Linked DNA regions of Homo sapiens: region 1 is linked to region 2. A link is an interaction called in ENCODE POLR2A ChIA-PET data of the cell type or tissue named here. Cell type or tissue: K562. All regions are shown on one strand. Each heading gives the region's core, and the rest is flanking DNA. Links, peaks and the distances in the headings are about the cores only. Region 1 overlaps TMEM248 (transmembrane protein 248). Region 2 overlaps SBDS (SBDS ribosome maturation factor).

The links. Peaks named below come from ENCODE experiments on the same cell type or tissue, not always from the same donor. Only the 100,000 strongest peaks of a DNase experiment are listed, where the experiment ranks them.
Region 1: POLR2A ChIA-PET joins it to region 2 with 5 read pairs; 20 of 35 experiments call an interaction of 5 or more read pairs at or near these places.

What each region holds. Positions count from the first base shown.
Region 1 is chr7:66,923,019-66,938,994 of GRCh38, forward strand. The region is part of intron 1 of TMEM248 (transmembrane protein 248); the gene reads left to right. Among named protein-coding and RNA genes, the nearest start is that of TMEM248, 9.8 kb to the left of the region's middle. In K562, for the core only: no CTCF peak of the experiment used is centred there; DNase peaks (open chromatin) are centred at 7,473 and 10,227; H3K4me3 peaks cover 145 bases.
Region 2 is chr7:66,977,027-66,993,002 of GRCh38, forward strand. It overlaps SBDS (SBDS ribosome maturation factor), which reads right to left. Exons shown (of 5, transcript NM_016038.4): 4 at 14,111-14,275; 5 at 10,654-11,473. The coding sequence ends at 11,345. It also overlaps the pseudogene RN7SL43P. Among named protein-coding and RNA genes, the nearest start is that of SBDS, 11 kb to the right of the region's middle. In K562, for the core only: no CTCF peak of the experiment used is centred there; no DNase peak of the experiment used is centred there.

The DNA of each region.
Region 1 (15,976 bases), core at 3,686-11,685, 57 kb before region 2:
TATTAATAGTTTCTGCCTGTAAGGAATGTACTTAGAGGAAGCAATAGGCTAGAAAATGTGGCAGGACTGAATTGCCATAGTGGTATACCAACTGTTCAGGATTTTGTTATGGTTAGGATCAGAAACTAACTTTTTTTTTTTTCTTGAGGCGGAGTCTTGCTCTGTTGCCTAGGCTGGAGTGCAGTGGCGCGAAGTTAGCTCACTGCAACCTCTGCCTCTCAGGTTCAAGCGATTTTTCTGCCTCAGCTGCCTGAGTAGCTGGGATTACAGTTGCCTGCCACCACGCCTGGCTAATTTTTGTATTTTTGGTAGAGACGAGGTTTCATGTTGTTGGCCAGGCCTTGAACTCCTGACCTCAGGTGATCTGCCCACCTTGGCCTCCCAAAGTGCTGGAAGTATAGGTGTGAGCCACCTTGCTCAGCCCGAAACTCGTGAAGTAAACTTTGAGGTGGACCTAGAAAGATCAAGAGGATTTGGGCCATTCAGAATTAGCTGGGAAATGAAAAAACTAGGGCCAGTTGGTGGACAAGCACCCAGGCTAGGTAGCTGGACAATCAGTGCCTAGAAATATTGGCAGAGGCAGCTAGTTAAGGGTTAAATGCTTTTCTAAGAAAGATAAGCATAAGCTACCCAGTCTAGTTTCTCGTAGATTTCTGGGTTTTTTTGTTTTTGTTTTCTTTGAGATGGAGTCTTGCTCTGTTGCCCAGGTTGGAGTGCAGTGACGCAGTCGGCAACCTCTGCCTTCTGGGTTCAAGCGATTCCTCAGCCTCCTGAGTAGCTGGGACTACAGGTGCATGCCGCCACACCCAGCTAATTTGTGTATTTTTAATGGAGACAGGGTTTCACCATGTTGGCCAGGCTGGTCTCAAACCCTTGACGTCAAGTGATCCGCCTGCCTCAGCCTCCCAATGTGCTGGGATTACAGGCGTGAGCCACCAGGCCTGGCCTTTGGTTTCTAAAGAATTGTTTTCATTTAATGAGTTTGTCTTGTTCTGTAAGAGGCCGTTGGCATAAAACAATGCTTAACTTATTTTATTAAGGACAATGAAAAAGATGCTGATTGTCATTCCTGTCTGGTATTGACAATCAGGAAATTAAATTTGATGTCTGTGAGTTGTTTCAGTGCCTGTGTTCAGTTTGCAGGAGCACAGCTCTAGTCTGGTCTCTGCAGCTCTGGCTACAGCCAAAGGATAAATGGCAAGCCCTTCAGTCCTCTCCAGAGGGTTTTTAGTGAAATCTGGTCCATGTCACAGAGATGGTGTGTTTCCCTTGCCCAGTACTGAAGAACCTTTGAAGCCATTCACACAGGATGCCATGTAATTGCTCTAGATGATATGACTGATCTCAGGACCTCACTGGCCTCAGCCTTAGCCCTTATTTTATTTTATTTTATATATATTTTTTGAGACAGAGTCTTGCTCTGTCGTCCAGGCTAGAGTACAGTGGCGCGATCTCAGCTCACTGCAACCTCCGCCTTCCGGGTTCAAGCGATTCTCCTGCCTCAGCCTCTTGAGTAGCTGGGATTACAGATGCCCGCCACCATGCCTGGCTAATTTTTCTATTTTTAGTAGAGACAGGGTTTCATCATGTTGGTCAGGCTGGTCTCAAACTCCTGACCTCAGGTGGTCCGCCCACTGCGGCCTCCCAAAGTGCTGGGATTACAGGCATGAGCCACCACACCTGGCCTTATTTTTATTTATTTATTTATTTGAGATGGAGTCTCACCTTGTTGTCTGGGCTGGAGTGTAGTGGCATGACCTCGGTCACTGCAACCTTCGCCGCCCAGTTTCAAACGATTCTTCTGGCTCAGCCTCCCGTGTAGCTGGGACTACAGGCACGCACCACCACGCCTGGCTAATTTTTTTGTATTTTAGTAGAGATGGGGTTTCGCCATGTTGGTCAGGCTGGTTTTGAACTCCTGACCTCGTGATCCGCCCGCCTTGGCCTCTCAAAGTGCTGGGATTACAGGCGTGAGCCACCAGCCCCGGCCCTATTTTTTAATTAAAAAAAATAATTATTACGGGACAGAGTTTTGCTCTGTTGTCCTGGCTGGAGTGCTGTGGGTGATCATGGCTCACTGCACCCTCCTCCTCCTGGGCTCAAGTCATACTCCTGCCTCAGTCTCCTGAGTGGCTGGGAGCACAGATGTACACCACCACACCTGGCTAATTTTTTGATTTTTTGTAGAGGCAAGGTCTCACTCTGTTGCTCAGGCTGGTCTCAAACTCCTGGGCACAAGTGATCCTCCCATCTTGGCCTCCCAAAATGCTAGCATTAAAGGTGTGAGCCACCCAAAAATAACTGTATTAACTATATTTACCACACTGTGCAATATAACTCAAAAAAGAAAAAATATATTCCTTTTCTCTAACGGACTTTGTACCCTTTGACCATCATCTCCCTGTTCCCCACCCCCTGCTTCTGTAACCATAGTTCTGCTCTCTGCTGCAATGAGTTCCATTGTCTTCTAGATTCCACATATAAGTGGAATCCTATATTGTGCTTCTATGCCTGGCTTATTTCTCTTAGTATAACGTTCATCGCTTCTGTCCATGTTGTGGCAAATAGTGCTGCAGTGAACAGACATCTCTTTGACAATCTGATTTCAATTTGGGGTAGTATATATTCAGCAGTGGGATTGCTGGATCATGAAATAATTCTATTTGTAGTTTTTTCTTTTTTTTTTTTTTGGAGACAGAGTCTCGCTCTGTTGCCTGGATTCAAGCGATTCTCCTGCCTCAGCCTCCCGAGTAGCTGAGATTACAGGTGCACGCCACCACGCCACGCTAATTTTTTGTATTTTTAGTAGAGACAGGGTTTCACCATGTTGGTCAGGCTGGTCTTGAACTCCTGACCTCATAATCCACCCGCCTCAGCCTCCCAAAGTGCTGGGATTACAGACGTGAGCCACCACGCCCGGCCTATTTTTAGTTTTTAAAGGAATTTCTGTGCTGTTTTCCATCTTGGCTGTACTAATTTACATTCCCACAGTGCATGACGGCTCCCTTAGCTCCACATTCTCACCAGCATTTGTTTTTCTTTGATAAAAGTCATCCTGACAGGCGCGAGATGATATCTCATTGTGATTTTAATTTGCACTTCTCTAGTGATTGTGATATGTTGGCCAACTATATCTGTTGGCCATTTGTCGGTCTCTTGAGAAACATCTGTTCGTGTCCCTTGCCCATTTTTTAATCCCTAGGGATTTGGAGAAGCTACTTGCAAACCATACGTCTGAAAAGGGGTTAATATCCAAAATATATACAAAGCTCAAACAACTCAGTAGCAAGAAAACAAAAAATCCAATTGAAAAATGGGCAGCCAGGCACCGTGGCTTACGCCTGTAATGCCAGCACTTTGGGAGGCCAAGGCTGGTGGATTGCTTGAGGTCAGGAGTTCGAGACTAACCTGGCCAACATGGTGAAACCCTGTCTCTACTAAAAGTACAAGAATTAGCTGGGCGTGGTGGCACATGGTTGTAAGCATGCTTACAAGCTACTTCAGCTACTCAGGAGGCTGAAGCAGGAGAATCACTTGAACCTGGGATGTGGAGGTTGTGGTGAGCCGGGTTCGCACCACTGCAGTCCAGCCTGGGTGACAGAGCAAGACTCCATCTGAAACAAAAAAAAAAAAAAAGAAAAGAAAGAAAAATGGACAAAGAACCTTGGCCTTTCTTTAAAATGAAAAAACAGAAAGGAGGAAAGATAGAGGTTTTAGCAAATTGAATTTTCATTTAGATTGATTTCGAACATGGAAATCCTTAAGTTAACTTTCTCATGTACGAATCAAATACATTTGACAAGAGGTCTGTAGTGTTTTTTCTGCGTGTGATTACATACCTGAGTGTGATCCTGGGGAGTACATGACACAGCCTTCGAAACACTGCCGTTTGGACTTTTGTGTTGTTTGGTTACAAGTGCTGTTTTTCAAACATGTCCCAGTCTTACACACTGAGTTTGGTTACAGAAAGGTTTCATACTGAACTATTAGCTTTTGTTTGATCTTGGCATCCCTCATGACTTGTTTTCTTAAAAATTAAGCCCCAGATTATTAAATTTTAATATGGGAGTACTTTTAATTTTGGTGTTTAAGATGGTTGGCAATTATTTAAAAAACTAAAGAACAAAGATAAATTATTTTCCATCTTGAGACTGTAGTGAATTTTTTTAAGAAGCGGGGGGGTTGAACGTTACCATGGTTTTATATCATGATTTTGAAAATGGAACGATGCATTCATTAACAACCGTAAGTGAGGAGAAATAAACGGGAAGTCTGAGTTTTAGAAGTAAGTCTGGTTCCAGACATGTAATTATGTCAGCCTACATTCCTTTCCTTTTGTCTTTATGAGACTACTGATGTTGCCTAAACTACACGTTTAGCAACTAAAACTATGCTTTCTCTTGTAATTTCTTATTTGATCTTTTTTTTTTTTTTGAGACAAGGTTTCTCCCTGTCACCGAGGCTGGAGTGCAGTGGTGTGACCATAGCCGTGGCTCACAGTAGCCTTGAACTCTTGGACTCAACTGATCCTCCTGCCTTGCCCTCCCAATTAGCTGGGACTATAGGTGAAACCATGCCCAGCTAATTTTTTTTAATTTGGGTTTTGTTTTTTTTTTTTTTTAGGGACGGGGTCTCACTGTGTTGTCCAGGCTGGTCTCGAACTCCTGTGCTCAAGTGATCCTCTGACCTTGGCCTCCCAAAGTGTTGGGATTACAGGCATGAAACACCATGCCCAGTCTCTCTTTGGTTCCTTTTAAACGTGAGTTATTGTGAAAGTCTGTTCTACACTGTGAATTGTATCACATTAAGAAACAAGACACTATTGGCAGAAGACTGTGCCAGTCTTTGCTTCATACTCTTAACTGATGAATGAGTGCTGAGATGGGAGGAATCCTGCTAAAGAAATGGAAAATAGGCTGAGCACGGTAGCTCACACCTGTAATCCCAGCACTTTGGGAAGCCAAGGCAGGTGGATCACCTGAGGTCAGGAATTCAAGACCAGCCTGACCAGCTTGGTGAAACCCTGTCTCTACTAAAAATACAAAAATTAGCTAGGCCTGCTGGTGGGCGCCTGTAATCCCATTTAGTCAGGAGTCTGAAGCAGGAGAATCACTCGAACCCAGGAAGCAGAGGTTGCAGTGAGCTGAGATTGTGCCATTGCACTCCAGCCTGGGTGATGAGAGTGAAACTCAGTCTTGAAAAAAAAAGAAACTAAGTTAAACATTTTAAACTTCAAAAAAGTTGATCTCTTACTTGTGTCTTTGTTAAAATCAGTGACTAAAATGCACTTTGTATATCTATGGCATGTGAGTTGTTTTTTTTTTTCACTTTGGCATTTGACTTGAAACTGTCTTATCAACCTTGGCATTGTGATTGATAGCATGGCTTTTGGGGTCAGATGAATTAAGTCAGAATCCATTTCTGCCATTTATTTGCAGCATGACCTAGTACAAATTACTTAAGCTCATTTGCTTCAGTTTTCTCATCTGTAAAGTGGGAATAGTAGTATCTATCTAGCAGTGTTGCAAGGATTAAAAAATATGTTAAGCGCTTGGCACGGTGCCTGGGAATGGCATGTTCTAAGTGGTAGCTGTTAAGAATGCTCTCTTCTCACTCCTTCGTCCTTGTCACCTGGTTTTTGCCTCTATCACCCTAGTGAAAGGGGTTTTGCTTACATCACTATTGATGTCTCGATTGCAAAATTATATGGATGCTTTTCTGCCTTTTCTCATTTGATGGGATTGACTCTTAAAAAAATTTTTTTTTTCCTTTTTATTTTCATTTTTTGAGATAGGGTTTAACTCTGTCTCCCAGGCTAGAGTGCAGTGGTGCCATCACAGCTCACTGTAGCCTCAAACTCCTGGGTTCCGGTGATCCCTCCACCTCAGCCTCCCAAGTAGCTGGGACTACAGGTGTGCACCACCACACCCAGCTAAATTTTGTATTCTTTGTAGACACAGGGTCTTCTTGTGTTTTCCAGGCTGGTCTCGAATTCCTGGGCTCAAGTGATCGGCTGGCCTCAGCCTCCCAGAGTGCTAGAATTATGGGCAGGAGCCATTGTGCCCTGCCAGATTGACTTCTTTATGCAAACCTATATCATTTATTGGACCGAAGTAGAACTTAATGGTTAATGCATGGGCTCTGGAGGCCAACTGGATTTGAATCCAGGTTCACTTCCCGTGTGATCATGGGCACATTAGCTGACTTCTATATGCCTTAATTTCCGTATCTGTAAAATAGAGATGTTTTAGGGATCATACACAATAGGTGCAAAACTCTTAGAGCAGTGCCTCTCTCAAAAAGTAGGCAATGACGGTAGACGTTATTATTGTTAAGCACCTTCCTGGTGTCAGGCACTGTCCAAGGTAGGAGGAATGCAGAAACAATATCATGGAAATGAGAGACAAATTTTTTTTTTTTTTTTTTTTTTTTTTTTGATACAGACTCTTGCTCTCGTGCCCAGGCTGGAGTTCAGTGGCTTGATTTTGGCTCACTGCAACCTCCGCCTCCCGGGTTCAAGCGATTCTCCTGTCTCAGCTTCCTGAGTAGCTGGCATTATAGGCGTGCACCGCCATGCCCAGCTAATTTTTGTATTTTTATTAGAGATGGGGTTTCATGTTGGCCAGGATGCTCTCAAACTCCTGGCCTCAGGTGATCCACCTGCCTCGGCCTCCCAAAATGCTGGCATTACATCTGTGAGCACCCGGCTCAGACAACAATTTAATTTGGCTGAGGGTGCAGGGAGGCAGTGTCAGTGGGGATGGAGTGAGAGCTGCCCTTGAGAGACACTTAAAATGTGGAAACGATAGGACTTGGTAACTGGTTGTAGGAGAGCCAGAGTGTCAAGGATGACTGGCAGGAGCTGGGCGCAGTGGCTCACGTCTGTAATCCCAGCATTTGGGAGGCTGACGCGGGAGGATCGCTTGAGCCCAGGAGTTTGAGACCAGCCTGGGCAACATGGCAAAATCCCATCTCTACAAAAAATACAAAAATTAGCCAGGAGTGGTAGCATGCACTTGTAGTCCCAGCTACTTGGGAGGCCAAGGTGGGAGGATCGCTTGCGCCCAGGAAGTCAAGGCGGCTGCCATGCTCATACCACTGCACTCTAGCCTGGGCACCAGAGCCAGACCCTGTCTCAAAAAAAAGAATGACTGGCAGGGATCACTAGGTAAATGACGGTGTTTTTCCTTAGGGAAGGAGCCAGTTTGGTGCCTTGGGATAAGTTTTGGCCTTGATGGCCTTTGGGTCATCTAAGGAGATAGCTCCAGTAGGTGACTGTTTGGATCTGGAGGTGAGTAGGTACATAAAATGGGATTAAGGCATGAATGAGCGTGTCCCCCTTGAGCAGAGGCCCCAGCTGGAACTTGGGAACACCAGCTTTTGAAGGATCCTGAGAAGGAAGGGGTGGCCAGATGAATGTTAAGAAAACCCGGAGTGGAAACTGGGAGAGGATCCACCCCACTTCTGTATCAGATGCTGCAGCAACATGAGTTAGGGACTGGAGCTCCAGCTTTGGACTTAGCAGCCCAGAGATTACTGGAGACCTTGAAGTTCTCCTGTGTCTTCGTTGCTTCTCACTTGTCTCTCTGAAGGTTCATTCTGCCTGCACTGCTTTGCGGTGGGGCAGGAAGATGGTTTCTGCGCAGTGCTTGGGGCAGCTGGGTGCTGGAGCTTGCACAGGGTTTCTTTGATACCAGTAAGTGTCTTCAGCTCTAAGTGTTGGATAATCTGGCATCGCATCGATGACTGTTGTTTACTAGGCTCAGGGTTTGTAACCCCGGCCTTAAAGCTCTTTGAGGGTCTCAGACATCACAGGATATTTGAGAAATGCTACTTTCTGCTACATGAAGGTGAGTTTCTGTCATTCTGTCTTAGCACAAGTCCGATGTATTTCCTTTGGTTGGCGTAGAGAGCAGGCTTGCTTCTCCCATCCTCTCTTCCTCAACTTTCAGAAACTTCCCATTTAACCTAAGGTAGAAAATCTCATTTAAGATGAATGGTGGGCCTGGTGTGGTGGTTTGTGCCTGGAATCCCAGCACTTTGGGAGGCTGAGGCAGGTGGATCACTTGAAGTCAGGAGTTTGAGACCAGCCTGGCCAACATGGTGAAACCCCATCTCTACTAAAAATATCAAAATTAGCCGGACGTGGTGATGTGCACCTGTAGTCTCAGCTATTTGGGAGGCTGAGGTAGGAGAATCGCTTGAACCTGGGAGGCAGAGGTTGAGCAGAGATCACACTGCTGCATGCCAGCCTGGGTGACAGTGCGAGACAATATCTCAAAAAAAAAAAAAAAAAAAAAAAAGAACAGTTTAAAACTACAATAAAGTTAGTTTAAAACTTGGACAAGTAGCCATGTGTACATATGCGGGCTTTGGAGAGAGGGAGAAACTGAAAGGCTTCCTGTGTCTGTGGCATAATGAATGTTAACTTACTTTTTTTCTGATAAAATGTTATTAAGTTGCAAAATTACATTTTTTTTTTCCACCATGTTGGCCAGGCTGGAGTGCAGTGGCATGATCATAGCTCACTATAGCTTTGACCTCCTGGGCTGAGCCAGTCCTCCCACCTCAGACTCCCAAGTAGCTGGGCCATTGGTGTACACCACCATGCTTAGCTAATTTATTAAAAAATTGTTTTTTGTAGAGACGGGGTCTTGTTGTGTTGGCCAGGCTGGTTTCTAACTCCTGGCCTCAAGCAATCCTTCCATCTCAGCCTCCCAAAGTGCTGGGATTACAGGTGTGAGTTATTGTGCCCAACCAGGAGGCCTTCCTCCTTTTTTTTTTTTTTTTTTTTTTTTTTTTTTGAGGCAGAGTCTCGCTCTGTCACCCAGGCTGGAGTGCAGTGGTGCTATCTCGGCTCACTGCAAGCTCCGTCTCCTGGATTCATGCCATTCTCCTGCCTCAGCCTCTCAAGTAGCTGGGACTACAGGCGCCCGCCACCACACCTGGCTAATTTTTTGTACTTTTAGTAGAGACGGGGTTTCACCATGTTAGTCAGGATAGTCTCGATCTCCTGACCTCATGATCCACCCACCTTGGCCTCCCAAAGTGCTGGGATTACAGGCGTGAGCCACTGCACCCATCCGGCCTTCCTCCTTTACTAGCTGCTTTCCTCCCCTTATATTAGGTTGGTACAAAAGTAATCGTGGTTTTTGCCATTATGTATTGGTGAAAACCGCGATTCCTTTTGCACCAACACAATTAACTGTGTTTTTGTTAACTCATGTAATAAAAAGTAAGCATCTCCTCCCACACCTCTCCCTTTCACCTGAACTAGTAGTGTTTTGAAAGTTTATAACACAGTCTTTTCCTGGCCACCCTTAAGGAACTTGTGTTCTTGCAACCTGTGGGTTGCTTGAAATATTATCAGGGTAACCTGGATATTGCCTTTTGCTTACGTAAAGCGCCTTCTGTTGGTTACCTGTTGCCTCAGTTTCTCCATCCCTGTTCTCACCTCGCCAGATGGAGGATTGTGCAGAGCACAGTTTTCCCTGAGAACTTTTTTTTTTTTTTTTGAGATGGAGTCTTAGTCTGACACCCAGGCTGGAGTGCAGTGGCGTGATCTCGGCTCACTGCAACCTCTGCCTCCCAGGTTCAAGCAATTCTCCTGTCTCAGCCTCCCAATAGCTGGGATTACAGGCGCACGCTGCCACTCCCGGCTAATTTGTTGTATTTTTAGTAGAGATGGGGTTTCACCATGTTGCCCAAGCTAGTCTCGAACTCCTGAGCTCAGGCAGTCCACCCGCCTCAGCCTCCCAAAGTGCTAGGATTACAGGCATGAGCCACCGCGCCTGGCCGATTTTATTTTTTTATGGCAACTGTATGTGATATTTTAAGATCCTGTGGGTGTTTTGTTTGTTTGTTTTGAGACAGAGTCTCACTCCATCACCCAGGCTGGAGTGTAGTGGCACGATCTTAGCTCAATTCAACCTCCCAGGTTCAAGCAATTTGTGCCTCAGCCTCCTGAGTAGGTGGGACTACAACCACGCGCCACCACACCCGGCTAATTTTTTGTGTTTTTAGTAGAGACAGGGTTTCACCATGTTGCCCTGGCTGGTCTCGAACTCCTGACCTCAGGTGATCCGCCTGCTTCGACCTCCCAAAGTGCTGGGATTACAGGCGTGAGCCACTGTGCCTAGCTCCCGCTTTGTTTTGGTGGTTGTGGGGGATAAGAACTCACTCTGTTGCTCAGGCTAGAGTGCAGTGGCGTAATCAATCATAGCTCACTGCCGCCTCAAACTCCCAGGCTCAAGCCATCCTCCTGCCTCAGCCCCCCACGTAGCTGGGACTATGGACGTGTGCCACCACGCCCAGATCTTGTGTTTTTGATAGGTACAATACTGGGGAGAAATCCTGCTTTATTCAGTTGTCCCCTGCTATTGTTGGATATGTAGTTTTCCATTTTTTAACAATTGCAAACACTCCAAAAATAACTCTGAGTAGTTAAATCTTTGGAGCAATGGGTGTTTCCTTAGGTTTAGTTCTTAGAAGTAGAATGTTGGAGATAAAATATGCCAGATTTTAACACTATTGATATGTATAGCCAAGTTGGTTTCCAGAAAGTTTATAACACAGCTGTTTCCACGCCCCTTTTTAAGGAACTTGTGTTCTTGTAACTTGTGGGTTGCTAGAGATATCTTTGGGATAATCTTGGTATTGCCTTTTGCTTGCTTACAGTGCCGTCTGATGTTTAGCGTCTTCACTGAGTTAGTCTCAGAGATCTAAGGTACTGTGCTGATAGATTTTCATCACATGTTCTCACGTGCTTGTGAATTTGCCTTTTGGCCATGTTCAGTGTACCCTAAATCCCTGAACTTTTCAGAGAGGCAGCTTCCCAGCAGTGGTCATTTCTTTCTTCATCTTGGTCAATACCAGGATGCCCTAATTGGAGTTGGAATGAATTTAGCGGGAGGGGTCAAATAGTGTGCTTTCTTTTATCTCTTTTTCTTTTTTTTTTTCCTAAACAGAACTTAATTTATTCATTAATTAAAACTAACATTTGCCACTGTGACGCTTACAGAAATTTTCTCGTAACTCTTTGCAGAGGGGATACATTTATTTAGTCTTCATTAATTTCCTATTTGAAAACGCTTGTGAATGGTAGAAAGGAATTTTAAGTTTGTAAAATGTTTGGAATCTTAATAGTTTTATTCAAGCTTTCTTTTATTATTATTATTATTTTATTATTATTATTATTTTGAGATGGACTTTTGCTCTTGTTGCCCAGGCTGGAGTGCAGTGGCACAAAGTCAGCTCACTGCAACCTCTGCCTCCTGGGTTCAAGTGATTCTCCTGCCTCAGACTCCTGAGTAGCTGGGATTACAGGCACACGCCGCCATGCCCAGCTAATTTTTGTATTTTTAGTAGAAATGGGGTTTCATCATGTCAGTCAGGCAGATCTCGAACGCCTGACCTCAGGTGATCCACCCGCTTTGGCCTCCCAAAGTGCTGGGATTACAGGCGTGAACCACTGCGCCCGGTCCATTCTTTCGCTTTTTTAGTGACTATAATTGTCCTGTGCTGGAAGTTTCCCTAAATTAAATTGGCTTATGTTGACAATATTTGCCATTTTGTGGGTATTTCTGTTGATATAATTGTTTAAATTCTGGTGTGATGTGCTTTTAATGACTATTAGTTTTCCTTGAAGTGAATTCTAATTCAGATTTTTCTACTGTTTTCCTGAATGTTTCATAATTGTAGTTCCAAGTGGTAAGTGGGTCCTATTCATTTTTATATAAGGCTAAGGTTTTGGGCCAGGTGTGGTGGTTCACACCTATAATCCCAACACTGTGGGAGGCCAGGGTGGGCGTATCACTCGAGGACAGGAGTTCAAGACCAGTCTGGTCAACATGGTGAAACCCTGTCTCTACTTAAAAAAAGACAAAAATTAGCCAGGCATGTTGGCATGCACCTGTAATCTCAGCTACTCAGAAGGCTGAGGCAGGAGAATCACTTGAACCCAGGAGGCGGAGGTTGCAGTGAGCTGAGATTGTGCCCCTGCACTCCAACCTGGGCGACAGAGTGAGACTCTTGTGTCCAAAAAAACAAAAAAACAAAAATAAGTTTTTGTTCTTGCTCAATAAATTGAACTCTGATTTACTGTTGACATTTTTATTTATGAATCATATTAATCTTAACCTAACTAGTGTTGTTTCCAGATTATTATTGTTATTATTATTTTTGAGATGGAGTCTTGCTCTGTCACCCAGGCTGGAGTGCAGTGGCGCAATCTCAGCTCACTGCAACCTCCACCTCCTGGGTTCCAGCAGCTCTCCTGCCTCAGCCTCCCAAGTAGCTGGGATTACAGGTGCTTGCCATCACACCTGTCTAACGTTTGTATTTTTAGTAGAGACAGGGTTTCACCATGTTAGCCAGGCTAGCCTCAAACTCCTGACCTCAGGTGATCCACCCACCTTGGCCTCCCAAAGTGTTGGGATTACAGGCGTGAGCCACTGCGTCTGGCCCCATTTACTTTAAATCATCTCTAGATTACAGTACCTAATGCAATGCAAGTACTATGTAAATAGTTTTTATACTTTTTTGAAACGGAGTCTTACTTTGTTGTGCAGGCTGGAGTGCAGAGGCACGACGTTGGCTCACTACAACCTCTGCTTCCCAGGTTCAAGGGATTCTCATGCCTCAGCCTCATGAGTAACTGGGATTATAGATGCACACCATCGTGCCCAGCTAATTTTTATTTTTTTTAGTAGAGATGGAGTTTCACCGTGTTGGCCAGGCTGGTCTCGAACTCCTGGCTTCAAGTGATCCACCTGCCTTGGCCTCCCAAAGTGCTGGGATTACAGGCATGAGCCACCATGCCTGACCTCTTGATTTCTTTTTTAGATTGCTCTCTATTGGCACGTAGAAATGCTACTGATTTTTGTAGGTTGTTTTTGTGTCCTGCAACTTTACTGAAAATTGGTCTATCAGTTCTAGTTTTTTGATGGAGTATTTAGATTTATCCAAATATAAGATCATACCATCTGCAAACAAGGATAATTTATTTTATTCCTTTCCAGTTTGGATGCCCTTTATTTCTTGTCTGATTGCTGTATCTAGGACTTCTAGTACTCTGTTGAATTACGGTGGTGAAAGTGGGCATCCTTTTCATGTTCCAGATCTTAGAGGAAATGCTTTCAGTTTTTCACCATTCAGTGTGATACTAGTTGTGGGCCTGTTGTATATGGCTTTCATTGTGTGAGGTATGATCCTTCTAAGCCCAGTTTTTTTGAGGGTTTGTATCATGAAGAGATATTTAATTTTATCAAATGCTTTTTCAGCATCAGTTGAATGGATCATATGGTTTTTGTCCTTTATTCTGCTGATATGATGTATCGCTTTGATTTATCTGCATATGTTGAACCATCCTTGCTTCTAAGGGATAAATCCCACTTGGTCATGATGAATGATCTTTTTAATGTTTTGAATTCGGTTTGCCAGTATGTTTTGGAAGAGATTTACAACAATCTTCATCAGGGATATCTGCCTGTAGTTTTCCTTTTTTTTTTGATGTATCTTTGGTTTTGGTATCAGGGTGATACTGGACTCCTAGCATGAGTTTGGAGGTACTCCCTCTTCTTCTGCTTTTTGAGATAGTTTACGTAGGATTGGTATTAGTTCTTCTTTTAGTGTTTGGTAGAATTCAGCAGTGAAGCCATCAGGTCTTGGTAGGTTGTGTGTGTATAGGAATTCATCCATTTCTTCTAGGTTTTCCAGCCGGTGTGCAGTTGCTCGTGGTAGCCTGTAATGATCCTTTGAAGTCCTGTGATGTTGGTTTAATGTCTCCTTTTTCATGTCTGATACTATTTCTTTGAATCTTGTCTCTCTTTTTTCTGACTTCATCTGGTTCAAAACACCAACTCTTTGTTTCATTGATCTTTTATATTTTTTTGTTTCAAATTTATTTATTTCTGCTCTGATCTTTATTATTTCTTCTAATTTTGTGTTTGGTTTGCTCTTGTTTTTCTAATTCTTTAAGATGCATTGCATGTTGCTTTTTTGATGTTTTTCTACTTTTTTATGTAGGTGCTTATAGCTATAAACTTTCCTCTTAGTATTGCTTTCACTGGATCCCATAGGTTTTGGTATGTTGTGTTTTCATTTTCATTTGTTTCAAGACACTTTTTAATTTCCTTCTTAATTTCTTGATTGACCCACTGGCCATCCAGGAGCATGTTATTTAATTTCCATGTGTTTGTATAGTTTCCAGAATTCCTCTTGTAACTGATTTCTAGTTTTATTCCATTGTGGTCAGAGAAGATACTTGATATAATTTTGTATTTTTTTTAATGTTTTAAGACTTGTTCTGTGGCCTAACGTGGTCTATTTTTGGGAATGATCCATGTGATCTGTTAGGTCCATTTGGTCTGTAGTGCAGATTAAGTCATTTCTTTCTTGGTTTTCTGTCTAGATCTGTCCAATGCTGAAAGCAGAGTGTTGAAGTCTCCAGCTATGATTGTACTGGGGTCTGTCTTTCCCTTTAGTTCTAATATTTGCTTTATGTATCTTGGTGCTCCAGTGTTGGGTACATATATATTTATAATTGTTACATCATCTTGCTGAATTGACCGTTTGACCTTCTTTGTCTCTTTTTATAGTTCTTGTCTTGAAATCTATTTAGTCTGATTAAATATAGCTACTTCTGCTCTGCGCTTTTTTGGTTTCCATTTGCATGGAATATCTTTTTCCATTTCTTTATTTTCTTTTTTTGAGACGGAGTTTTGCTCTTGTTGCCCAGGCTGGAGTGCAATGGCGCGACCTTGGCTCACCACAACCTCTGCCTCCCAGGTTCAAGTGATCCTCCTGCCTCAGTCTCCCGAGTAGCTGGGATTATAGGCATGCACCACCACACCTGGCTAATTTTTTGTATTTTTAGTAGAGTCAGGGTTTCTCTACTAAAGAAACTGACTGTTGGTCAGGCTGGTCTCGAACTCCTGACCTCAGGTGATCTGCCCACCTCAGCCTCCCAAAATGCTGAGATTACAGGTGTGAGCCACTGCGCCCGGTTATTTCTTTATTTCCATTTGATGTGTGTCTTTATAGGTAGGGTGTGTTTCTTGTAGGCAACACATCGTTGGATCTGGTTTTTTTATTCATTCAGCCACTGTGTCTTTTGATTGGAGAGTTTAGTCCATTTACATTCAGTGTTGTTACTGATAAGTAAGGATTTACTCCTGCCATTTTGTTAGTTGTTTTTTGGTTGTTTTGTGGTCTTGTCTTCTTTCTTTCCTTCCTTCCTGTCTTCATTTTAGTGAAGGTGATTTTTCTCTGGTGGTATGTTTTAATTTCTTTTTATTTTTTATGTATCTGTTATAGGTTGGGCTTTCTTTATAGGACAGTGAAAACATTTGAAAATTGATAGTGAGGGTTGTTGTTCAAATCAGTGAATATACCAAAAATCATTGAATTGTATACTTTAAATGGGTGAATTGTATGGTATGTGAATTATTTCTTAATACTATTAAAAATATCAAGAACCTTTCTTTTTCTTTTCTTTTTGTTTTCTTTTGAGATGGAGTCTCGCTCTATCGTCGAAGCTGAAGTGCAGTGGTGTGATCTCGACTTGCTGCACCTCCGCCCTCCGGGTTCAACTGATTCTCCTGCTTCAGCCTCCCAACTAGCTGGGACTACAGGCACATGCCACCATGCCCAGCTACTTTTTGTATTTTTCATAGAGACGGGGTTTCACCATATTGGCCAGGCTGGTCTTGAACTCCTGACCTCGTGATCCACCTGCCTTGGCATCCCAAAGTGCTGGGATTACAGGCGTGAGCCACTGTGCCTGGCTTCTCAAGAACCTTTCATATGGCAAAAGATACCATAAACCATATTAAAGAAAACCCAGACTTGGATTAATTATACGTAACATATAAAACTGTTAAAGGCTTAGTACCCAAAACACAAAAGGAATTTCTAAACATCAATAAGAAATAGACTAACACCCTATTAGTAACTTACCAGAGGATTCAGGCAGTTC
Region 2 (15,976 bases), core at 6,942-14,941:
TTACAGGCGTGAGCCACTGCACCTGGCCCTATGTTTGCCTTTATAAATAAGATTTATTTTAGCTCTTCTTTCTTTCTAATGCAAAGTACTTTAACAATTTTAAAAAATTAAGTGTTTCAATCGGGTGGGTATGGTGGCTCATGCCTGTAATCCCAGCACTTCTGGAGGCTGAGTCAGGAGGATCGCTCGAGCCCAGGGGGTTGAGACTAACCTGGGAAACATTGTGAGACCCCATCTTTATTTTTAAAAATGATTTCAATACAGAAAATGCCTGTTATTGCCATAAAGAGCTATCTTGATAGCTGGACCATTGCACTTCAGGAGTAGCTGTTGTATGGCAGCCGTGGAAATTGTGCAGTGCTCAGCCTGTGCAACCACATGTGGCAGCCTGGTGGAGAGTTTCTCTGCGATAAATAGTAATGAAATATTTCTCTCCCTCCCCACTTTTCAAAGCTTCTTTTTTTTTTTTTTTTTCTGAGACAGTTTCACTCTTGTGGCCCAGGCTGGAGTGCAATGGCGTGATCTCAGCTCACCGCAACCTCCGTCTCACGGGTTCAAGCAATTCTCCTGCCTCAGCCTCCCGAGTAGCTGGAATTACAGGCATGCGCCACCATGCCCAGCTAATTTTGTATTTTTGGTAGAGACAGGGTTTCTCCATGTTGGTCAGGCTGGTCTCGAACTCCTGACCTCAAGTGATCCGCCTGCCTTGGCCTCCCAACTTGCTGGGATTACAGGCCTGAGCCACCGCCTGGCCTCAAAGCTTCTTTTGTTAAAGGTTTGGGCTATTTTTTAGTAACTTTTAGTCTCATTGCATTTTTTCCCAGCTTCCTTTCCTTTTTTTTTTTTTTTAATTGAGACCGAGTCTTGCTTTGTTACCGAGGTTGGAGTGCAGTGATAAAATCTTGGCTCACGCCAACCTCCACCTCTCAGGTTCAAGCGATTCTCCTGCCTCAGCCTCCCAAGTAGCTGGGATTACAGGTGCCCACCACCACGCCCGGCTAATTTTTGTATTTTTAGTAGAGATGGCATTTCACCATGTTGGCAAGGCTGGTCTCGAACTCCTCACCTCAAGTGATATGCCTGCCTCAGCCTCCCAAGTGCTGGGATTATAGGCATGAGCCACCGCACCCAGCGCTTTCCTTTTCTCTTGATGTGACTTGCTAAACCACTTGACAAAGAAGCTGAGGTTATTAGGCTTTTCTTTTCACAAATAAGGTGAATGAATCATAAGCCCATGTCTGCTGCTTTATTTACTGAATTAGTGTTCTAAAAATAAAACAGCACTCTTTAAGTCCAACATTTATACCTAAATTCTGGGCCCTGAAATGTAATTGTGCACCTGGGCCCGTATTTAACTTCAAATTCTCCATCTGTGTAAGATGCATAATACCAGGTCTACTATGCAGACAGTTACGGTAAGTCAGACGATGTCTGAAAAACACTTGAGACACACAGTTGCCATGTTCTGTGTACTGACGGAAAGTATGAAATTAGCAAAACATGCAGGGAATATTCAGCTGTATTCATTACTGTGTTTGGGCAAAATACGGTAAAGAAATTGCTCAGCATAGTTTCTCTGAAGATGTTTGGGTATACTTAGTATGCTTTGCAAACCTTGGAATTGGATTTAATTTTTACTTAGAGAATTAAGCATCTAATTATTGCCACAAAAAATAGTAGATTAAGGCCATGCACAGTGGCTCACGCCTGTAATCCTAGCACTTTGGGAGGCTGAGGCAGGTGGATCACCTGGGTTCAAGGGTTCGAGACCAGCGTGGCCACTGTGATGAAACCCCGTCTCTAATAAAAAAAAAAAATTTAGCTGGGCATGGTAGGGGGCGCCTGTAATCCCAGCTACTTGGGAAGCTGAGGCAGGAGAATCACTTGAACCCAGGAGGCGGAGATTGCAGTGAGGAGAGATTGCCCCACTGCACTCCAGCCTGGGCAACAGAGCGAGACTCTGTCTCAAACAAACAAACAAAATAGTAGATTAAGTTTGGGCAACATAGGAAGACCCTGTCCCTACAAAAAGTTAAAATAATTAGCTAGGCGTGGTGGCACAAGCCTGTAGTTCCAGCAACTCTGGAGGCTGAGGCAGGAGGATTGATTGAACCTAAGAGTTCTAGGCTGCAGAGAGCTATGATTGCACCACTGCACTCTGTTACAGATGTATACATGTACTGAGTCATGATGGAAAATGGATTGATTTAGAAATGTTTGGGTATGATGGCTTGCTCATTGCCCTTCTATGGTTCACTATAGCTTAGGCTATTTGGAGAAAAGCAAAACATTTGAAAGCTGAAACATTCAAAACATTCAAAGATTCAAAGCTGAAATCTGTGATCCATGCCATGAAACTCAAGGAAAAAAAAATGCGGCAGTTATTTTAGTGGCACCAAGTCCTGGGGCTCCTGGATCCCAGCCTAGGAGGAGAGGGACGTGAAGAAAAGTAAGGGCCAGCACATTTTGACTGTTCTGGGGAAAAGGAACTGCAGCAAGAAGTAACTGCTCTGCTCAAAACATTCCTATTCTCTCTCTCTCTCGTCTCACTCTGTCACTCAGGCTGGAGTGCAGTGGTGCGATCTCGGCTCACTGCAACCTGTGCCTCCTGGGTTCATGTGATTCTCCTGCCTCAGTCTCCCTAGTAGTTGGGATTACAGGTACCTACCACCACTCCCAGCTAATTTTTTGTATTTTTAGTAGAGAAGGGATTTCACCATTTTGGCCAGGCTGGCCTCGAACTCCTGACCTTGGGTGATCCGCCTGCCTCAGCCTTCCAAAATGCTGGGATTATAGGCATGAGCCAACGCGCCTGGCCAGCCTCTCTTTATTGGGAGCTTTCCATCCACTCTCCATCTCTTCTGCCTTTTCTTTTTAAATCTCCTCATCACTTCCTTGCAAACTCTCCATGCCTCCTAGTGCCTGAGGTAGGTATAAGACAGCTTGAAACCAGTAATCTACAATTCTTTCCTGGGCTTTCCGTTCTCACAACAGAGTCTGTGTCACCTGCTAAGGTACTGAAACTGACTCAGTTCTTTCATAGAGCAGATGTTTATGGTTTCTTTTGAATAAACATAGAAATTGACACTTCTAGCCTGGTGTGGTGGAGTGTGCTGGTATTCCCAGCTACTTGGGAGGCTGAGGCGGGAGGATCCTTTGAGCCCAGGAGTTCTGGGCTGTAGTGCGCTATGCCAATCAGGTGTCTGCACTAAGTTTAGCATCAACTTCCTGGGAGTGGGGGACCACCAGGTTGCTTAAGGAGGGGTTAACCAGTTCAGGTCGGAGACTGAGCAGGTCAAAACTCCTGTGCTGATGAGTAGTGGCATCACGCCTGTGAATAGCCACTGCACTTCAGCCTGGGCAACATAGTGAGACCCTGTCTCAAAACAAAACAAAAGCAAAAGCAAAAAGAGAAACAAATTGACCTTTCCAGTCTTGAAATTTGAGAAAGTGACATTTGCCTTATCTGAGTTCCTTTCTCAGGAAATCAACCATCAAGCCTCCCAGATGGTATCAAGGAACTGAAACTTACCAGATCACTGCATTTGGACAATGAGATGCAGAACCCCTCATCTGTCATAATGGCCTAACAGACCACCTGCTGCCTGTTGATCAACTCCTCTTCCTTACCCCTCCCTAATTCCTGTTTTACTGCATGTAGTTACATTTCTTCCTTCCTATATAAACCTCTAATTTTAGTTGGTCAGGGAGACAAATTTGAAACTGATCTCCCATCTCCTTGGCTGGAGCACCCAATTAAAGCCTTCTTCCCTGGCACTACTGATTGGCTTTCTGTGCAGCAAGCGGCAGGACCTACACCAAACCCCTGGCATTTTGGCAACAGCACTGGTCATGCTAGGGAAAAAGTTCAAGATCTCAACTTCCAAGACCCAGGGAAGCCTCTCACAATTTCTAAAGGGCAGGGCAGAAGAGATCTTTGAAAGTGAATCTGAATGAGAATAAAAGTGCAGTTTCACTTTAAATTTTCCAAAAAGCTTATTAAATTGGTATTTTCATATGCTTTTGAAAACTTTATTTATTTATTTATTTAGAGACAGAGTCTCACTCTGTCACCTAGGTTGGAGTGCAGTGGCGTGCTCTCGTCTCACTGCAACCTCTGCCTTTCAGGCTCAAGCGATTCTCCTGCCTCAGCCTCCTGAGTAGCTGGGATTACAGGTGGCACCACCACCATGCCCAGCTAATTTTTGTATTTTTTTTTTTTTTTGAGACAGATTTCGCTAGTTTCGCCCTTGTTGCCCAGGCTGGAGTGCGATGGTGCAAACTTGGCTCACTGCAACCTCCACCTCCCTGGTTCAAGTGATTCTCCTGCCTCAGCCTCCCAAGTACGTGGGATTACAGGTGCCCACCACCACATCCAGCTGATTTTTTGTGTTTTAGTGGATATGGGGTTTCACCATGTTGGCGAGGCTGGTCTTGAACTCCTGTCCTCAAGTGATCCACCAGCCTTGGCATCCCAGAAGGATGGGATTATAGGCATGAGCCACTGCGCCTGGCCTAATTTTTATATTTTCAGTAGAGATGAGGTTTCACCACATTGGCCAGGCTGGTCTCGAACTCCTGACCTCAGGTGATCCGCCTACCTCTGCCTCCCAAAGTGCTGGGATTGCAGGCATGAGCTACCGTGACTGGCTGAAAACTTTATTTCAAAACTAATCATGCTGGTTGTAATATGCTTGTGTAGGTTACATGTATATTTTTCCACAGATTTTTCTATGCTCTTTCAACCGTATATACACCTGTACACACATATTTAGGGTTTTTCCTCCAAAAAAGTGACAAAAATGGGATCACGCCATAATACATTCCTCCATAGTTTTATTCCCTCTTCCATCTCTACCCCTCCTCCACTTATTACCATGGACATCCCTGTAGGACATACGGGAAGATGTCTCATTTGTTAAAATATACTTAATATTCCACAATAGGCTGGGTGCAGTTGCCCACACCTGTAATCCCAGCACTTTTGGGAGGCTGAGATGGGCCGGATCACCTGAGGTCAGGAGTTCAAAACCAGCCTGGCCAAAATAGGGATACCCTGTCTTTACTAAAAGTACAAAAATTAGCCAGGCATGGTGATGCGTGCCTGTAGTCCCTGCTATTCAGGAGCTGAGGCAGGAAAATCACTTGAATCCGGGAGTTGGAGGTGGCAGTGAGCTGAGATTGCACTACTGCACTCCAACCTGGGCAACAGGGCGAGACTCCATCTCAAAAAAAAAAAAAAAAAAAAAAAAAAATCCACAATAAGTAGATGTTACAATTCATTTAACTATAGGTTGAGTATCCCTAATCTGAAAAAAACCCCAAATTAGAAACATAATGCTCAAAGGAAATGGTCCCTGAGCATTTTGATTTTTGAATTTTTGAATTAGGCATGAAAATATGCCAAAATCTGAAAAAATATCTGAAATTTTAAATACTTATTTCCCAAGCATTTGGAATAAGTGATACTCAGCCTATATTTGCTATTGATGGCCATTTTCAGTTTTTACTAATACAAGCAGAAAATAACATTAGAATTTAGGTAATTTTATTTCTGGCAGATAGATGCCTAAAGAGCAATCAATTGCTGTATCAAATGGTGCACATGGCCAGGTACAGTGGTTCATGCCTATAATCTCAGGGCTTTGGGAGGTCGGGGTGGTAGGATTGCTTGAGGCCAGGAGTTTGAGACCAGCCTGAGCAACATAGCAAGGCTCTGTATCTACGAAAAATAAAAAAAAATTAGCCGGGCATGGTGGTGCCTGCCTGTCTTCCCAGGTACTCAGGAGGCTGAGGTGGGAGGATCACTTGAGCCAGGGAGGTTGAGGCTGTAGTGAGCAGTGATCTTGCTACTGCACTCCAGCCTGGGCGACAGAGCAAGACCCTCCTCCTGCAACAACAACAACAAAAAAAAGTGCACATATTTAAAAATTTTAAGATACCACCAGGCCAGGTGCAGTGGCTCATGCCGTAATCCCAGCACTTTGGGAGGCTGAGGCAGGTGGATCTCCTGAGGTCAAGAGTTTGAGACCTGGCCAGGCATGGTGGCTCACTCTTGTAATCCCAGCACTTTGGGAGGCTGAGGCAGGCGGATCATGAGGTCAGGAGTTCGAGACCAGCCTGGTCAACACAGTGAAACCCCGTCTCTACTAAAAATATAAAAATTAGCTGGGCATGGAGGCGGGTGCCTGTAATCCCAGCTACTGGGGAGGCTGAGGCATGAGAATTGCTTGAACCTGGGAGGTGGAGGTTGCAATGAGCCGAGATCACGCCACTGCACTCCAGCCTGGGTGACAGAGCTAGACTTCATTTCAAAAAAACAAAACAAAACAAAAAAACAGAGTTTGAGACCAGCCTGGCCAACATGGTGAAACCTCGTCTCTACTAAAAATACAAAAAAAAAAAAAAATTATCTGGGCGTGGTGGCATGCACCTGTAATCCCAGCTACTTGGAGAGGCTGAGGCAGGAGAATCGCTTGAACCCAGGAAGCAGAGTTTGCAGTGAGCCAAGATCGTGCCACTGTACTCCAGCCTAGGCAACAAAGGGAGACTCCATCACAAAAAAAGATACCACCAAATTACTTTCTTGAAAGGTTAGAGCCAGTTATGCTTCTATCAGTAAATGCATGAACGTGCCTGTTCCTTCACTTCCTTGCCAATATCACAATTAATCTCTTACCTTTTCTTCAATATGATGGGTAGAAAATGATTTCTCATTGTTTAGCATTTCTCTGAGAGAAGCTGAATATCCTATTTTGCATTTAATTTTAAATTAATGTGTCAATTTTCCCCATGCTTAGGGGTGAATATTAGACCTTTTTCTTGGTTGGTCATAACTTATTGGCATTTTACCTGTCTTACCTGTTGCACATATTTTCTCCTAGCCATAATTTTTTTTTTTTTTTTTTTTTTTTTTTTGAGACAGAGTCTTATTCTCTGTCGCCTAGGCTGGAGTGCAATGGCACAATGTCAGCTCACTGCATCCTCCGCTTCCTGGGCTCAAGAGATTCTTCTGCCTCAGCTTCCTGAGTAGCTGGGATTACAGGCGCGTGCCACCATGCTCAGATAATTTTTTTTTTTTTTGTATTTTTAGTAGAGACAGGGTTTTACCATGTTGCCCAGGCTGGTATTGAACTCCTGACTTAAAGTGATCCACCAGCTTTGGCCTCCCAAAGTGCTGGGATTACAGGCATGAGCCACTGTGCCTAGCTGAGCCATAATATCTTTAAACTTTTTTCTTGAGACAGGGTCTCACTGTGTTGCCTAGGCTGAGTGCAGTGGCCTGATCATGGTTCACTGCATCCTCAACCTCTCAGGCTCAAGCAATCCTCCTACCTCAGCCTTTCTAGTAGCTGGGACTACAGGCATGTGTCATTATACCCAGTTAATTCTTTTTTTTTTTTTTTTGAGACGGAGTCTTGTTCTGTCGCCTAGGCTCAGGCTGGAGTGCTATGGTGCAATCTCAACTCACTGCAACCTTTGCCTCCCGGGTTCAAGCGATTCTCCTGCCTCAGGCTCCCAAGTAGCTGGGACTACAGGCACGTGCCACTACACCCGGCTAATTTTTTGTATTTTTAGTAGAGATGGGGTTTCACCGTGTTAGCCAGGCTGGTCTTGAACTTCTGACCTCAGGTGATCTGCCCGCCTCAACCTCCCAAGTGCTGGCATTACAGGCGTGAGCCACTGCACCCAGCCTACACCCAGTTAATTCTTTAATTTTTGTACAGACAGAGTCTTGCTATGTTGCTCAGGCTGGTCTTGAACTCCTGGACTCAAGCGATGCTCCTGCCTTGGTCTCCCAAAGTGCTGGGATTATAGGCATGAGCCACTGTGCCTGGACTCTTTAAACTTTCTTTAAAGTGTCTTCTGTCATTCTGAAATTTTACATTTTTATGTAGTTAAATCTGTTGGTATTTTCCTTGATAATTTTTAGGTTTCTGTTTTTCTTAAGAAAGTCTTTTAACCCTTAGGTTAAATATTTCCTTATATTTTCTACTAACTCACAGTTTTTTGTTGTTGTTGTTTGTTTGTTTTTTGAGATGGAGTCTCGCTCTGTCGCCCAGGCTGGAGTGCAGTGGTGTGATCTTGGCTCACTGCAATCTCCATCTTCCAGGGTCAAGTGATTCTCCTGCCTCAGCCTCCCGAGTAGCTGGGACTACAGACACGTGCCACCACTCCCGGCTAATTTTTTGTATTTTTAGTAGAGACGGGGTTTCACCGTGTTAGCCAGGATGGTCTCCATCTCCTGACATCGTGATCCGGCAGCCTTGGCCTCCCCAAGTGTTGAGATTACAGGTGTAAGCCAGTATCTGATAGTTTTATGTTTACATTTAGTTCTGATATAAAATATATTTTTTTTGAGATGGAGTTTTGCTCTTGTCACCCAGGCTGGAGTGTAGTGGCAGAATCTTGGCTCACTGCAACCTCTGCCTCCTAGGTTCAAGAGATTCTCTAGCCTCAGCCTCTTGAGCAGCTGGGATTACAGGCGGCCGCCACCATGCCCAGCTAATTTCTTTTTTTTTTTGAGTCAGCGTCTCGCTCTGTCACCCAGGCTGGAGTGCAGTGGCTCACTGCAACCTCTGCCTACCAGGTTCAAGTGATTCTCCTGCCTCAGCCTCCTGAGTAGCTGGGACTAGAGGCATGCGCCACCGTGCCCAGCTAATTTTTGTATTTTTAGTAGAGACAGGGTTTCAGCATGTTGGCCAGGATGGTCTCGATCTCTTGACCTCGTGATCTGCCTGCCTTGGCCTCCCAAAGTCTTGGTATTACAGGCGTGAGCAACCACAGCCAGCTAATTTTTGTATTTTTAATAGAGACTGGGTTTCGTCATTTTGGCCAGGCTGGTCTTGAACTCCTGACCTCAGGTGATCTGCCCACCTGGGCCTCCCAAAGTGCTGGGATTACAGGCATGAGCCACTGTGCCTGGTCCACGTGTTTATTATTTCAGACATTTACTCCACATCTGCTAGGTCCAAAGCATGGTGGGATATACACACACATTGCTAAGTCCCTTGCCCTTAAGGAGCTCACAGTCTAGCCTGAAGGCAGATAATTAAGCAGCTCTAATACAAGTTTGAATAAATCCAGACCCATGAAGGAATTTAAGTAGAGTACTGGCTTCCAGCAACTGGAGCAAATACTTGTGTATGGGGTACAAGGGAAGCTTCAGAGAAAAGAACTGTGGTAAAAGAAGAGGCCTAAGTCTGAAATGTCATTGTGACCAAATGCACACACCATCAGCTTGCATTGAAAAAGTCAAACCAATCCTTAAAATAATCCATTATGGCTGTGGTACTGGGAAGATGATCATGAACCAAAAAATGTTAAGTTCTTTGATAATGAAATTAGTATAAAATTAAAAAAATAAGTTTAGATGATGACTCAGATGTGATCCACATTTGACATTTCTTGAAGTTCCAGCTTTTTAGAAAAAATGAATATTCAGAATCAGAAAATCTTTGTTTTGAGATGGGGTCTGGCTCTGTTGTCCAGGCTGGAGTGCAGTGGGGTGATTTTAGCTCACTGCAACCTCCGCCTCCCGGGCTCAAGTGATCCTCCTGCCTCAGCCTCCCAAGTAGTTGGGAAAACAGGTGCACACCACCATGCCTAATTTTTTGTATTTTTGTAGAGACGGGGTTTCACTGTGTTGCCCAGGCTGGTCTCAAACTCCCAAGCTCAAGTGATTCACCCGCCTTGGCCTCCCAAAGTGCTGGGATTACCGGTGGGAGCCACTGCGCCTGGCCCCAGAAAATCTTAAGGAAATGTTCTATTAAATGTTTATATTTTTTTACTAAGATAGAACTATTGATATATTGAACAAATAGCTGTATCAAAACAGCAGCCTAGCTTTAGCATTAACAGAAAAAGTGTTCATTCCCATGTTATCAATGTATTTTGTTAACAATATAAGAAAAAATTTTGACTTTATAACCTCAATGTTAGTTATTTTAAACTAAAGGGACATTTCTGAGAGCTTGTATTAGCAGGGAGTTGTGTGTGCTTATAAACCAATCAGTACCTTTTCAAGTCAAGAAGCCTGTCTTCAGTTAAAAACTGCTGTCCAGAAATACATCTGTATGTTTATTTTGAGTGAATTTAATTTATATTCTAGAATGTATCTTTTGAAATAGATTTTTTTTCTTTTTTTTGGAGACCGAGTTTCACTCTGTCACCTAGACTGGAGTGCAGTGGCACATTCTCAGCTCATTGCAACCTCTGCCTCCTGGGTTCAAGTGATTCTCCTGCTTCAGCCTCCCGAGTAGCTGGGACTACAGGCGTGCACCACCATGCCTGGCTAATTTTTGTATTTTTAGTAGAGACAGGGTTTCACCATGTGGGTCAGGCTGGTCTCAAACTCCTGACCTCAGGTGATCCGCCTGCCTCGGCCTCCCAAAGTGTTGGGATTGCAGGTGTGAGTCACCTCCCCTGGCCTTGAAGTAGATTTTTAAAAGCTTGCATCTTGTCCATTTAAGTGTTTAAATACTAAAATAATTCTTCCCAATTACATCCCAAGTGTTAGCAAAAATTTTTCAGGTGTTTACAAGTACAGGCCCTGTTCTAAGCACTCTTCATATGGACTTATTCAGTTCTCCTGACAACTCCCTAACCCTACCACAGACACAGGCAGAGAAAAGAAAGGGAGTTAGGAAGTTGTCTAGAAACACAAGCCATAGTTTAATAAACATAAGAGTGGTTTTATTGATTACATACAATTTTAGCTATATTAATATATATTATAAACTTTAAGAATTAGAAATAAGTGACTTTTATTTTTTAACCAAGAATAATCTAAGTTATGGCAGCATGTTCAATGAAAGGTAAGTCCGGCACAATTTTTCTATATCTGTTTCTCAGATAATCAGGAACATCATCCAAGCTTTACATTACGATACCATAATGACCCTCAGAACACAAGTTCCATTAAGTAGAAATGAAGCATCATATGTTTTCTTTTTTAGGAAAGACCCCCCCTTTTGTTGTATAGACATACCCCTAATAATCTTACTCTACTGTACAAATAACTTTTCACCCACAAGAGCTGCCTCAAGTAACTTTCATTTTGGAAAGCTATCAAGGCATGAGACAGAGTAGCAAAATGCCACTCTGGACTTTGCATCTTGGAGTTTCAATTTTGCTTTAGGATTTAGACCCCAGTTTATAATTAAAACCAAATCATTCCCACATTATTATACTTATGTAGGAAAGCCTTGCTGTGTCCACTGTTAACACAAAGATAGAAAATGTCAAATAGTTTAAGCAAGTATTTGGCAGACCACAGACATGAAACAGTGCCGTCGGAAACGGAAACACTTTAGTGTTTTAGAGGTGAAGAGATTGATGGGTGTCATTCAAATTTCTCATCTCCTTCTTCTACATCTTTCAGATTGAGTACTTCCAAAGAACCTTTGCCTTTAGTTTCCTTTTTTATTAGCTCATCAATTTCTCGGAAGCAGCCCGGGTCAATCAGACATACCTGAAACATTTAACGTAGCAGATTACCACATGAGGATGAGCAAGACACAGAATAAACTCAGCTTTAACTTCCTTTGAGGCAAGCACAATGCTGTCCAGATCTCTAATAATACCACAGTTCTATGGTGCAATAGATAAGACAATGGGTAGGGCGGCACACTGGGTTCCAGTTTAGCCTCTGCCCTCAAGTGTCCATGTAGCCCCCTGTGACAAGGCATTAATCCCTATGTTTAAACACTTATTCTGATTCTTCAGCTGTAAATGGAAGGGACAAACTAGAAAACTCTGATTCTTCTCATACTAAAATTTAGCATTACATTTTATAGCTCAGTAAAGTCACCTCCACGTATGAAGGAGAAAAAGCAATGTGAAGACTTATGTAGACACCATGTGTATGTTAATTTATTTTTTTTTGAGATAGAGTGCAGTGGTGTGATCTTGGCTCACTGCAGCCTCCGCCTCCCAGGTTCAAGTGATTCTCCTGCCTCAGCCTCCCAAGAAACTGGGATTACAGGAACCCACCACCACACCTGGCTTATTTTTTGTATTTTTAGTAGAGATAGGGTTTCACCATGTTATCTGCTCACCTTGGCCTCCCAAAGTGCTGGGATTACAGGCACGAGCCACTGTGCCTGGCCCATGTGTACAGTTTTGCAAAGATTTTAGAACTTCAAGTAGTGTCAGATGAGTTAGTTCACATCTACAGTGGATACTCACATACTCAACACTTCTCTACAGCTCATTTACTTTTAAAAAGAAGCTGCAGACAGGGCGCGGTGGCTCAAGCCTGTAATCCCAGCACTTTGGGAGGCCGAGGCGGGTGGATCACCTGAGGTCGGGAGTTCGAGACCAGCCTGACCAACATGGAGAGACCCCGTCTCTACTAAAAATACAAAATTAGCTGGGCGAGGTGGCACATGCCTGTAATCCCAGCTACTCGGGAGGCTGAGGCAGGAGAATCGCTTGAACCCGGGAGGCAGAGGTTGCAGTGAGCTGAGATCACGCCATTGCACTCTAGCTTGGGCAATAAGAGTGAAACCCTGTCTCAAAAATAAATAAATAAATAAATAAATAAATAAGCTGCAAAGCCTTGAAAACATGAATTTGTAGACAGCTCAATTTACACTGTGTTTGAAGCTGTGGGGTGAGGTCATAAGGACATAATGGTTTCGCTGCTTCTTTAAAATGTTCTGTGTTTAGTGTCACCAGGTTCACACACTAATATCCTCTGGAAACACCCTCACAGACATACCCCAAACAATGCTTTATCAGGCTTCTAGGGATTCCTTTCCAGTCAAGTTGACACCTAAAATTACATCCACAATTCCACCCCTTATCAACTTGGCACCCAGACTCATCTCTTTAAACCATTTTTAATTTTCAAATGAAGACAATAACAAGGTCCTAGCTTTTCCTCACATGATGCAATTAACCAGACGCGACTATCCTGCATACAACTCAAAGAGTGCTAATCCTTTTGCCAGAATTCAGCTTTCAGAATTTCATCATTCAGAATTCAATCTTTTTTTTTTTTTTTTGAGATGGAGTTTCGCTCTTGTTGCCCAGGCTGGAGTGCAATGGTGCAATCTTGGCTCACCGCAACCTCTGCCTTCCAGGTTCAAGTGATTCTCCTGCCTCAGCCTCCCGAGTAGCTGGGATTACAGGCATGTGCCACCACGCCAGACTATTTTGTATTTTTAGTAGAGACAGGGTTTCTCCATGTTGGTCAGACTGGTCTCGAACTCCCGACCTCAGGTGATCCACCTGCCTTGGCCTCCCAAAGTGCTGGGATTACAGGCATGAGCCACCGCGCCCAGCCAGGATTCAATCTTTTGGAACTGTGATTTTCAAGATATTAGAAGTTCAGGCTTTGGACTTTAGAGATTTTGATTTTTTTATGATTTCAACATTGGGATTGTGGCATTTGGGATTGTCTTTTAGGATTATGATCAGCACTGGAGTAAAGCATGCAATTGAGCTATCTCTGAAAACTCAATGTAAATTTCCATAGTGTGCTTTGTACTAATTTTTGCAAAATTTTTAAGGTAATTGGAATTATCAATCTTCCACTAAAATAGCAATTTTTAAGTGGCTTATTTTAAATAGTTGCTAAATTTGCTAAAATCATGTATCTAAAACACTACGCATAATATATGACAAAAATAAATGCTGGGAAAAAAATAAAAGGATTTGTGGTAAACAAGGCTGACCAACCTTTAGTCTTAAGAAAATATCTGGCTGGGCGCGGTGGCTCACGCCTGTAATCCCTGCACTTTGGGAGGCTGAGGCAGGTGGATCATGAGGTCAGGAGATCAAGACCGTCCTGGCTAACACGGTGAAACTCCGTCTCTACTAAAAAATACGAAAAATTAGCCAGGCTTGGTGGCGGGTGCCTGTAGTCCCAGCTACACAGGAGGCTGAGGCAGGAGAATGGCGTGTACCCGGGAGGCGGAGCTTGCAGTGAGCTGAGATAGCACCACTGCACTCCAGCCTGGGCAACAGAGCGAGACTCCATCTCAAAAAAAAAAAAGAAAAGAAAATATCTGACGTTTACAACATCTAAATGTTTGCTACAAATTTATTACTAGAGAATACAATATTTAGGTAACATGAAGCAAAGAAAATATTTGACTCTTACGATTTCTAACTGTTGGCCATAATCTTCACTTTCTATGACCTTGATCAGTGGCTTGAGCTTTTCTTTCAGCTTCTTGCCTTCATTGACTGGAAGGATGAACCGAAGCCTCATGTGAGCACGTTCTATCTTCATTTTCTCTTTTAACTGCTTTATCACTTCCAAAGCCTACCAAGACAAAATCGAGAATGCAATTTCTTCTACTATATTATTTCATAAGGTTTTCAAAAACAAAGTAGTTTCCATGTAGTTGGATTAGGTAATGGTTTCTTAGGTATAACATTAAGAACATAAGTGACCGTTAAAAAAAAAATAGAAAAATTGGACTTATCAAGAAGAAAAGCTTTTGTGTTTCAAAAAACTATGAAGAAAGTGAAGGCCAGGTGTGGTGGCTCACGCCTGTAATTCCAGCACTTTGGGAGGCCGAGGCGGGTGCATCACAAGGTCAGGAATTCGAGACCAGCCTGGCCAACATGGTGAAACCCCGTCTCCACTAAAAATACAAAAAAAGAAAAATTAGCCGGGTGTGGTAGTGCACGCCTGTAATCCCAGCTACTCAAGAGGCTGAGGCAGGAGAATTGCTTGAATCCGGGAGGCAGAGTTTGCAAAAAGAGGGCGGGGGGGGTGGGCAAAGAACCTGAACAGAGATTTCTCAAAAGAAGACAGACGAGGCACCAATAAGCACATGGAAATATGCTCAAATCATCATTAAGGAAATGCAAATCAAAACCACGACAAGATACCACCAGGATGGCCATCATCAAAAAGGCAGACAATGACAAGTATTACTGAGGATGTGGAGAAACTGAACTCTTAAACACTGATGGTGGTAAAGTAAAATGGTGCAGCTGTTTTAGAAATAGGTTTGGTAGTCACCAGGTATACAGAAATGAAAACATATGTCTACACAGAAACATACAAGAAATTTTATAGCAGCATTGCTCATCATAGCTCAAAAGTGAAAGCAACCCAATGTCTATCAACTGATAGATGAATGAACAAAATGTGTTTCTTTCCGTACAGTGGGCTATTATTCCGGCATAAAAAAGAAATGACATGCTGATGCAGGTTACAACATGTATGAACCATGAAAAGGCCACATATTGTATGATTCCATTTATATGAAATGTCCAGAATTGAGAAGTCCATAACGAGAGGAGATTAGTGGTTGGGAGGGGCCTGTGGGGGGAAAATGGGGGATGGCTACTAATGGATACTGACTTTCTTTTTGTGGTGATGAAAATGTTCTCGAACCAGGTAGCAGGGAAGGTTCCAAAACTTTGTTAATATACCACTTAAAGTGTACATACTTTATGAGTGTGAAATTTATGGTATGTGAATTATATATAAATTAAAAAATTCAAAAAGAAGTGTTAAAATGACCCTTTAAAAACTCAAGTTTTGTCTTTAAAAGTTTGATTTGGATAGGAAGAAGAAAGTCCTATATACATATTTGTGTTTACTTGAAAAAAAAAAATTACCTATCTTTACAACCCCGTCCTTTTCCTCCATCTCTTCCCCAAACCTCTACCCACTTGCTTCCATGCAGACCCATTTTTTTAAATTTAATTTTTTATATTAAAAAATTTAGAGGTAGGGTACGGTAGCTGATGCCTGTAATCCCAGCACTTTGGGAGGCCAAGGCGGACGGATCACCTAGGGTCAGGAGTTCAAGACCAGCCTGGCCAACATGGTGAAACCTCAACTCTACTAAAAATACAAAATTAGCTGAGTGTGGTGGCACGTGCCTATAATCCCAGCTACTCAGGAGGCTGAGGCAGGAGACTTGCTTGAACGCGGGAGGTGGAGATTGTAGTGAGCCGAGATCATACTACTGCACTCCAGCCTGGGCAATAGAGTAAGACTCTG